2 separate regions of the Homo sapiens genome follow, and region 2 is linked to region 1. Evidence: chromatin loops called from intact Hi-C (ENCODE). Cell type or tissue: HCT116. All regions are shown on one strand. Links, peaks and the distances in the headings refer to the core of each region. The heading gives the core; the rest is flanking DNA.

The links. Hi-C counts contacts between places; a loop is a spot of excess contacts. Peaks named below come from ENCODE experiments on the same cell type or tissue, not always from the same donor. Only the 100,000 strongest peaks of a DNase experiment are listed, where the experiment ranks them.
Region 2: it touches region 1 in a loop (10-fold over the local background); 5 of 110 quality-filtered maps call a loop at or near these places.

Annotation. Positions count from the first base shown.
Region 1 is chr1:181,421,971-181,427,350 of GRCh38, forward strand. LOC107985232 (a long non-coding RNA gene) reads left to right here. Exons shown (of 3, transcript XR_001738319.2): 1 at 1-1,465. It also overlaps a transcript of CACNA1E not described here. Among named protein-coding and RNA genes, the nearest start is that of CACNA1E, 59 kb to the right of the region's middle. RefSeq lists enhancers at 1,774-1,823, 2,803-2,892. In HCT116, for the core only: CTCF peaks have their summits at 1,782 (motif pointing left), 3,133 (motif pointing left) and 3,332; DNase peaks (open chromatin) are centred at 1,571, 1,761 and 3,121.
Region 2 is chr1:181,229,506-181,234,885 of GRCh38, forward strand. No RefSeq gene overlaps it. Among named protein-coding and RNA genes, the nearest start is that of LINC01699, 4.2 kb to the right of the region's middle. In HCT116, for the core only: a CTCF peak has its summit at 3,219; no DNase peak of the experiment used is centred there.

The DNA of each region.
Region 1 (5,380 bases), core at 57-5,056:
ATCTACTCTCTCCCTTGTTCCCTGTGCTCCTGCCCACTCGCCTTTTATTTAGGCTATGCCTGTTTATGTCTCTACCCTGGCTCCTGCCGTTGCCTGGAATATTTCTCCAGATCTCAACAGGGTTGGTTCATTCTTGCCATTTGGACCTTAGCTCAAATGATACTTCCTCAGAGAGGCTGTCCTTCATCACACAGTCTAAAATAGACACCTGGTCACTGTGCCATATCACCTATGCAGTTGACCACCAACCCCCACAAGAATGTTGGTGCCGTGAGATCAGTGATTTGACTGCCTCGTTCACTCCATATCCCCAGTGCTGAGGGCAATGCTGACATATGGGCCCTCAGTAATTATTTGTGAATGAATATTTATGAATGTTCCGTAACAGTGGCTATGGTTATAGTTACGATCTATGTGTTCACCTGGCCTCTGATAGCCCTAGCCATACCAAACGGTCTAGTCCAGGAAGCTCAGGACACCACTGGCTCTAGGTCTAGACCAGGGTCAGCCCCTGGGGTGTGGAGATTCATGAGCTGTAAAACACAGGTTGGTTAACTTACAGGTTGTATGAGAACTGTCCTCCTTCAAGCTATTGTTTGATCACCACAGAGCCATGTCTTATTTGACTTTGGGTAAGATATCCAACCTTTGTGGGCCTCATTTTGCTCTTTTGCTAGATTGTGGATGAGTACAGCAACCTTTTTGAATTGTTATGAAGGAAAAACAGCATGTAAAGTACTTAGTCCGATGCTTGGTTGTTTTTCTCCTTGATGTCTGGTTCCTCACCTTCAGGAGCCTGTCACTTGCTATCACTTATAGTTTAACCAAAACATTAGATTGTGAATCTAACAATAGAAGCCTGCAACTTCTTGTCTACCGAGAAAGTGTACAAGAACTGCTAACTCATGCCCCCATGCCTAGCAACATGGCTTTCTCAACTTTGAAAGGATTAGAGTCATCCGTTGGTCTTAGGAACCAAAAACATTGATGCAACTCCAAATAAAAGTAGCAAACATGTATTTTTCCACTACCATAATAACCCTAATCCCCTTAATCTTACCCATCATTACTACCTTAGCCAACCCCTATAAAAAAGGTTCATATCCAAATTACGTAAAAACATCTATCGCATGTGCCTTCATCATCAGCCTCATCCCTACAACAATGTTTATATGTACAGATCAAGAAGTCATTATCTCAAACTGACAGGCATCAGAGGTTTGCCGAAGCCCAAGGTGCAGAGGTTGTAGTTAGGCTTGGGATCAGCTGTATACATCAACGGACCACAGCAGCATGTGGGAGACTACAGGAGGGAATGCACAGTGCCTGGCACAAGGTCAACAGTCAGTGCATATGAGCCATTATTATGATCATTATTATTATTCATCTGGTCTAGCTGCTTCATTTACAGGTGAGGAAGCTGGGGTCCTGAGAGCCTGGGTGACTGCTGGTGCTTTATGTGAAGGTCAGTGGACTGTGGTGAGTGACAAGGTAGGAGGAACCAGTCCTGCAAGTCCCACCCACTTCTGTCTCATGTGCCCTGCAGCTATGCTGACTTAGTAGGGGTGATCACATTCAAACAACAGTCTCACTGGCATTCACACCGCATTCAGCATCAGCAACATATTCTGTAAGGCAACACCTGTCTCAACCTTGAAGCTTTATGGGTGAATTTAAGGGCCATTGGGCCAATTTTTTTTTTTTTTTTGCTGGCCTTTTGAAAGGCGGCCAGCCTCCTGCAGATCTAGTGAGACTAAGTGGAGACCTCAGTCCACATGCTGCCACCTGCTGCCAGCATCAGACATCACTCGGGTTGTTAGAATACAGGAATCTGTGGAACCACTATTGCCAAAAGGGTGCATGGCAGAATTTGTTCTTATATATGAGTGCTTTGTTGAATTATCGGATATTTTAATTTTATTTAAATGTGTATGTTTTTAGAGGGGGCAGGAAGTCTCCAGGTCACTGTATTCCCCACCATTCCCTACTGCCTTAGGGCTATTAGAGGACTGACTTGGTCCTGAAGGCACCTGAGTTTGCAGGTCTGCAAAATCCAACCTTCTCACTCAGAGACGAGGCATTTCAGGATCCTAGGGCTGTAGTATAACAGGGTTGCAGAAACCAAAACATATGCCAGTGGAACACAGAAATCATGAGCCTTCAACACACTGGGTTATCACTAACCAACAGCAAGTTTGAAAACCACCAGCCAAGAAGAGACCGGAGCACATGCCCTGCTTTCTTGGAATTCTGAGCAGAGCAGGAAGGTGCAGAGAATCCAGAGAATTGGGCTTCCCTTAGGAACTGACACAATTTGGGTGATTTCTAGAGATTTGCTTTAAGATGATCCTTTGGGGAACTTCAGCACACACCCTTGAATTTTCCTTACCTGTCCTCCCGGGATTAGAAAAAAGAGGCTGTTTCTAGATCTGGTCTCTGGTGACTCGCCTTTCCCTTCAACCTTCCGCAGTTCTAGAAATGCTTCCCTAGAGAACTGGGTTTGAGAATAAACAAGGTGGTGCGCGAGCAGCGCGGTTTTCTGTGCTTGCAGTGGAGACCGCCTGTGACAAGGAGGGTCCTGTACTGGGAAGGAGGGGGACTGGCCCCCTGCTAAGTGCCTGGCGACTCTCATCTCTTGCAGAGAACGAATGCATAACCTCTCTGCCACTCCCTTTCTCTTTCTGAAGCCATTGGATGCCCTGAGAGAAAGCAGAGGGTTTCCATCTTTTCCAGAGCACAGTGCTGGGAGCAAGGGCTGGGGGAGATCTGTTGTCCCAGTTCTTCCCTTCTAAGGCAGGCCTTGGGGGAGGACTCTCCCCCAAGACTCTGCAGCCTGGTGCTCAAGCCGGATCGGCCCGTTCTGTGCTTCCTTTTGTGGTACCATCAGAGTCTCCTCCCTGTTTGGAGGCTCAGGTGAATCAGTCCCCTCTCTCCCACCCTGCCCTTGCGCTGGGCTGCCTCCACTCTGCTCCCATGGCCATATCTGTAGAAGGAGGCTCTTCAGTCTTCTGAACATGTCAAGATTCGGAAATTCTGCCCCCAGCCACCTTTTTGAAGAAAATGGGAAAAGCGGCGCCCTCTAGCGCCAGCTGCTCAATTTGTTTTCCCTCTTTTTCAGAAGAGATATTTTTTCTTCTTTTATGGTGCCCCCAAGTGGTTGTTTCTGTGTATTGCAGCCGCAGTCTCACTGGGATGCTTTCCGCTGTGTAGCTGGAGGGGCTGGGGCAGCCTGGTGGTCAGCACTCACATCACAAGAAAGGAAAGCGAAGCCAGGAGGAGAAGGGCCTTGGCAGGGCACGATGAGCGCCCCGAGACTCCCACCGCAGTCCAGGGCCTTCCCCCTCCCTGACCACTGGCAACCCCTTGCCATCTTTAAGGGCTTGCCTGGACCCATGGCTGCAAATGAGCCAAAGGCGTTTTCCTCTTGGATGTGAGGGGATGGGTGAAGACACGTGCAGAAAAGGAAGTGCTCATTGTGGAGGAGGTGAACATAATTGGAGGAATTCGCTTTGGCCTTTTTGGCTGAAAAAAATATTTATGAAATTGCTGTACACCCCCGCTCCCCCCCCCGACCCCAAGCAGAGTTAGACACCTATAGAATTCCAGGCACCGATGAAAAGACCTTTAAAATTAATCGCACATAACTTCTCATTGAAGGTGCAGGTGAGAAGGCTGAGGCGCAGAGAAGGAGGTGGGCGTGGGGCACCCTTCTGAGGACCCCACCTCAGCCGCTCATACCCCAGCCACACTGTCCTCCTTCTCTTCTCTTCTGCTTTTAGCTCCTTTAACCATCTTTCTCTTCCTCTTTTTCTCTCGAAGCCTGTAGCAGGGAGGGAATGAAGGCATGCAGGGTTGGCGTGTGAGTGAGGAAGAGGGCTTGTCCCCCTTTCCCCTCTGTCCCTGCCCCCGCCTCTCCTGGGGACCTCCTTGCAGACCCTCTGCAGCTGTGCTCACATCCCACTACTCAGCCTCACTGCTGTTCTAAAAAGGCAGCATTACTGCCTGCTGATCAGGTGATGAGGAACCTGCAACCCTTCCCAAATTTATAAAGAAAACAGAGGAATTCAGTAAATTCTCTTTCTGCTCTTGGAGTAGGACAGACCAGTGGTCAGTTCTGGGGACAGTGCTCCTGGTGTGGAGACAGTGTTGGCTGGACACACCCAGCTTGGGTGCACTGGGGTCAGGTGGTCAGGTCTAACTGCATCCCCCTCCTGTCACTCCATCTCAACAATTCCCCAACCCAGTCCTACCCCATCTCAACCCTTCCTCAACCCAACCTCTCTCCATCTCAAGTCCTCCCCATTTCAGCCACTATCCGTCTCAAGCCCTTCCTATGTCAACCCTTATCAATTAAACTCCTCCTCATCTGAACCCTTCCCTAACTCAACCCAGCTCATCTCAACCCCTTCCCATCTCAACCGCTTCCCATCTCAGCCACTTCACAACTCAACCCCTTCACAACTCAACCCCATTCCCATCATGGCCCCATCACAACTCAACCCCTTCCCATCTCATTCCCTTCAAAACTCAACCCCTTCCTGTCTCAACCCCTTCACAACTCAACCCCTTAACAACAGAACCCCTTCCCATCTCAACCACTTCACAACTTAACCCCTTCACAACTCAATCCCTTCCCATCTCAACCCCTTCCCAACTCAACCCCTTCCCATCTCAACCCCTTCCCATCTCTACCCCTTTACAATTCAACCCCTTCACAACTCAACCCCTTCCCATCTCAACCCCTTCCCATCTCAACCCCTTCACAACTCAGCCCCTTCCCGTCTCAACCCCTGTCAATCTCAACCCCTTCACAACTCAACCCCTTCCTATTTCAACCCCTTCCCATCTCAACTCCTTCCCATCTAAACCCCTTCACATGTCAACCCCTTCACAACTCAACCCCTTCACATCTCAACCCCTTCACAACTCAACCCCTTCCCATCTCAACCCTTCACAGCTCAACCGCTGCCCATCTCAACCCCTTCACAACTCAACCCCTTCCCATCTCAACCCTTTCCCATCTCAGCCCCTTCCCACCTCAGCTTCTTCACATCTCTACCCCTTCCCATCTCAACCCCTTCACAACTCAACCCCTTCCTTACTCAATCCCTTCCTATCTCAACCCCTTCACAACTCAACCCCTCTCCATCTCAGTGTCTCCCCAACTTGACCCTTCAACATCTCAACCACACTCATCTCAACGCCTCCCTATTTCACCCTCTCCCCATCTCAAGCCTACCTCATCTGAACTCTACCCATCTCACCACACCCATCTCAACCCTCACCCATCTCAACCTCTGCCCCATCTCAACCTCACTCATCTCAACTCCTTCCCTATCTCTACCCCTGCCCGTCCCAACCCCTCCCATCTCAATTCCAC
Region 2 (5,380 bases), core at 274-5,273, 190 kb before region 1:
CCCGCCTTGGCCTCCCAAAGTGCTAAGATTACAGGCATGAGCCACTGTGCCCAGCCTTAATTGTTTTTTTGTAGAGACGAGATCTCACTGTATTGTCCAGGCTGGTCTCAATCTCCTGGCTTAAGCAATCCTCCCACCTCAGCATCCCAAAGTGCTGGGAATAAAGGCATGAGCCACTGTGCCTGGCCTCAAAAGTCCTTTTTTTTCTTTGAATCAATCGATCAATCTTACTTTTTTCCCCCAGTGTTGTATCCTTGGTTCATGAATATGGTATCTTCTTTTATCTCTATGAGGATAAAATTACAGTTTAAAGAAATGTTTTCTTCTGTTTATTGCATTATTTCTTTTACCTCTGTGTTTCTTTCTTTTTCTGTTTTGGCCCTTCATTGTCATGTTTGAGAATTTCTTCCAAATATCTGGCAATTCTTGGCTGTTTATATTTAAGAGAGAGGTGTTAAGTCTCCTGGGAACTTCTGAGAGGTTTGTTGACAGGTGAGCCTCCCTAAAGCCAATACATTGCAGGCTCCCAAAGGTCAGTATCCCTATATTTTTTTTATGGCCCAGTTCCCAACAGAGAAATCCTTCATTCTCTTGCTTTGGAGTATAGCAGTGGCTGCTCAGAAGGGGAAGGGGTCTGTAGTGGAGATGGATCTCCACCTTCGAAAAAGGACATGTTGGGCCAGCTTCTGGGATTGCTGTTAGTGACGGGCCCTCAGGTGTCATCCTTTATGGATATCCAAGCTGCAGGAAGCCACCTTGCCCAAGGTCCTTCCGGTGTTGGCCCACATCCAATGGTTGATTAAGGTGGAGATATAACTGCCTGGCATTTTTGGCCCAATGTGGGCCAGTTCTATTGGCCCAACATGGGACAATTTCAGTTCTAGAGACTCCATAGGGTTGGCTAAAGCTGTCAGACTTGAGTTGCAGCTCTATTCAAGTGCTGATCCCAAGAGTACTCCCTAATAGACTTCCTGTGTGGTAAACTCTGTCTCATAGTCCACTTTCTAGGCAACCCAGTTTGCAGCAGTTTCTTGAGGAGCATTCCATAAAAGCAGATGATAAGATGGGGCTTTGGAGCTGGATCATTCACCTGTCTTCCCAAGAATAATGATCCCATCATTGCTGCTGGGTGGGGCACAGACAGTCCCTGGTACTAGTCTAGTGGTTCAACCTTTCATCAGTTGTGGGTTTGAATGGTGTACCAGTAGAAGAAAACACATTAGCTGGTGCTATCCATCAGGTGTTAGAAAAAATGAGAAAAATACTGCTATAGACACAATAGGACTGGGTGATGTCTGTCTTCCATTGCTGCTGTAATAAATTACCACAAATGTAGTGCCTTATACAACTCAAATTTATTATCCTATAGATTTGTAGGTCAGAAGTCTGACAGAGGTCTCAAAAGCCAAGACGTCAGCCGGACTGTGATTCTTTCTGAAGGCTCCAGGGGATAGTGTTCTTCTTTACCTTTCCCAGCTTCTAGTGGCTGTCCGCATTCCTTGGCTTATGGCCCTTTCCACCATCTTCAAAGTCAGCAGTAATGGGTGGAGTCCTTCTCATGCTGCTATCTCTCTAGTTCTCTGCAGTCAGGAAAAGTTATCTGCCTTTAAGGACTCATGTGATTAGATTGGGCCCACCCAGACAATCCCGTATAATCTCCCCTCCTTAAGGTCCTTAACCTTAATTGCATCTGCAAAGTCCTTTTTGACATGTAAGGTCACATATTCCATGGGCTGTGAGGATCAGAGCATGGCTATCTTTGAGGACCCTTATTTTCCATTCATAGATGGATATTGCTGAGTTTTATGAAGAGATAGAGAAAGATAACAAGAGGCTGAGAGTGGTTATCAGCCAATTTAAAGCAAGGGTTAAATCCTCCTTGGCAGCATGTAAACAGGTTGTCTTGTCTTACAGAGGGAGGACAGGAAAAGAAGGCCAGGTCCAGGCCTTAGTGGTCAGAGTGGTTGATGTCCAAAGAAGGCTAAACTCCCAAACAAGGCAGGTCTTCTATGCCAAGGTCAGGGCCCTGGCTGGAAGAGGATACAATCCTGACACATGTATATCTGGGCCAAATCTCCAAAATCTTGACTTCTCAGATTTCCCTGAACTCTTTGAGCCTGCAGAAGTTGGTCATCCCCCCTATTAAAAACTAGGATTACAGCTGGGCGTGGTGGCTCATGCCTGTAATTCCAGCACTTTGGGAGGCCGAGGTGGGCAGATTGTGAGGTCAAGAGATCAAAGTCATCCTGGTTTTGATGGTGAAACCCCATCTCTACTAAAAATTAGCTGGGTGTGGTGGTGCGCACCTGTAGTCCCAGCCACTCGGGAGGCTGAGGCAGGAGAATCGCTTGAACCCAGGAGGCAGAGGTTGCAGTGAGCTGAGATCGTGCTACTGCACGCCAGCCTGGTGACAGAGTGAGACTCCGTCTCAAACAAAACAAAACAAAACAAAAACTAGGATTACCTCCATCCTCTTGCTTGAAGACAATGCAGAGGCCTCTCCCTGCAGGATAAATTGTGTTTCTCCTCCCTCAGTATTTGTCCTGCCTCCTTTTGGCCACTGGATATGTAACCAGGGTTAAGTCACAGCACAGTCCAGCCAGGGATATGCTGAGCTTGATAAAGGAGGAAGGGAACTATCTATCTCCCCAAATCTAGCCAGCATTTACTGGCAGGAACTGGAGGAGTTCTTTAGACTGGATTCTGAGAGTGCTTGATCATGAATGCCAGAGCTTAAGATCAAATATGGAAAGCATATTGATTTGAATATGTTCACAAGACACATGATTTAATCAGATGGTGTGAACCCAAAACTAGAGTGGCTCCTAGAACTGTGCCCACCTAAGTTAGGTCAAAATGCCATAGCGGCCAAAACAAGTGGCAGAGAAAGAATTAAAAGACTCAGGGTCATAGGTATGCTCGATGCATATACCACACGAGCCCAGGAAACCCACTAGATGAGCTTACACAATTTAAGGAATGCACTGTTGAGAGAGTCACCAACATCACAAAGTTTGGTTGTGGCTCTCCTCTGTGGACCAGAGCTAATGGTAGGAGGAACCATTATAAAACTAGGCTCACTAGGCTGGGCGCGGTGGGTCTTGCCTGTAATCCCAGCACTCTGGGAGGCCGAGGCATGTGGATCACCAGAGATAAGGAGTTCGAGATAAAACTAGGGTGACTAGTAGCAGAAGGAATAGGACCCCAATACAATAGAAGCCAGGTGGCAGTATTTAGCGTCCAGAAGCCATTTATGGATGCAATAATTGTAATGCATGGCAGAATCCATTATCATGGAGGCAATTATTATAGTGAGCTGCAAGTTCAGAGTGATAGCCAAAGGGGGTCTGACTCACAGATAGTTGTGGAAATGATTAATGGAAGACAGTGTCCTTAGGGGCAAAATATATGGGTAGCAAACAAGGGTACTACTCAACTTGTACCAGCAGAAGAAATCAAGAATAGATTGTCAGAAACAGAATAGAGAGTCCAGAAATAAGTTCACACACCTAGAACAAACAGATTCTTGACAAAGAGCCAAGAACACACATTGGAGAAAAGACAGTCTCTTCAAGAAATGGTGCTGGGAAAATTGGATATTCACATGCAGAAGAACAAAACTAAACTCCTACCCCTCACCATATACAAAAATCAAATACTTAAATGTCGAACCCAAAACCATGAAACTAGTAGAAAAAAATATAGGTGAAACATTTTACAACCTGGGGCCGGGCAAGGATTTTTTAAAGAAGACCTCAAAAGCACAGTCAATGAAAACATTAATAGACAAATGGGACTGCATCAAACTAAAAAGCTTTTGCACAGCAAAGGAAACAATTAACAGAGTGAAGAGACAACCTACAGAATGGAAGAAAATATTTGCTAACTTTACGTCTGACAAGCAGTTAATATCAAATATATAGGGAACTTAAACTACTCAACAGCAAAAAATCAAAGAACCCAATTAAAAAGTGAGCAGAGACCTTAATAGAGATTTCTCAGAAGAAGACATTTGAATGGCCAACAGGCACATGAAAAAATGCTCAACATCAAAATGCAAATCAAAACAACAGTGAGATACCACCTCACTCCAGTTAGAATGGCTATTATCAAAAAGACAAAATAAATAAGTGTTGGTGAGGATGTGGAGAAAAGGGAACACTTAGGCACTATTGGGATTATAAATTAGAATAGCTACAATGGAAAACTGTGCTGAGGTTCCTCAAAAAGTAAAAATGAAACTACCATATGACCCAGCAATCCCACTCCTGGGTATGTATTTGAAAAAAAAAAAAAAAAGGCATCAGTATATCGAAGATATATCTGCACTCCCATGTTTATTGGTTCAGTATTCATAATAGCCAACATATGGCATCAACCCAAGTACCCAACAATGGATGAAAGAATAAAGAAAAAATCATATATATACACAATGAAATACTATTCAGCCATAAAAAGAACAAAATCCTGTCATTTGTGATAACATAGATGGCCCTGGAGGACAGTCTATAAGCCATTCACAGAAAGAGGAATACCATATGATTTCATTCATATGTGGAATCTAAAAAAATTAAAAGCTGACATCCTAGAAGCAAGTAGAAAAGTGGTTACTAGAGACTGGGGAGGAGAGAAAAGAGGGGAGGATGAGGAGAGGTTGGTCAATGGATACAAAGTTACAATTAGATAGAGGAATAAGTTCTGGTGTTCTATTGCATAGTAGGGTGATCATGGTTAACAGTAAGATATGGTATATTAGAAAATAGCTAGAAGAGAGGCTTTTGAACGTCCTCATCACAAAGAAATGATAAATGTGTGAGGTGACCGTCAGGCTAACTACACTGATTTGGTCATTTTACAATGTATATATGTATCAAAACATCAAATTGTATCCCATAAATATGTGCAATTACAATGTCTCAAAGTAATCATAAAAGAATATTATTATTAGAAGGAAGGATTTCTGTAAAGGAAAAGAAACAAAAAAGAATAGATGATCAGGACTGTAAGTGCAGTCACCCAATAAAAAGTCATAGTTCCTTGTCTGGTTTCTGGACGTGAGATAGTTTCCCGGACTCACTGAAGGAGAGGCAAAGTCCCCAGGAAGAAGGACATCTCTGCAGGTATACATGTTAATGATTCTACCATTCCTTCCTTCAAAGACACCTACAACCGTTTATTCTGGTAATTATATTCTGGGGAAAAAAGAATACTGAAATAGTTTGTGGCAGGTGGACATAGAGTTTGAGTTGACATAGACACCTCCCACTGCTCCTGCCCTCATTCACTCTGAGCCAGCTGCATGGGCCAGAAGTGGACTTACCTCAGGGCCTTTGCACCTGCTGTCCCCTCTGCCCACATGTCCTTCCCCCAAAGATCTGCA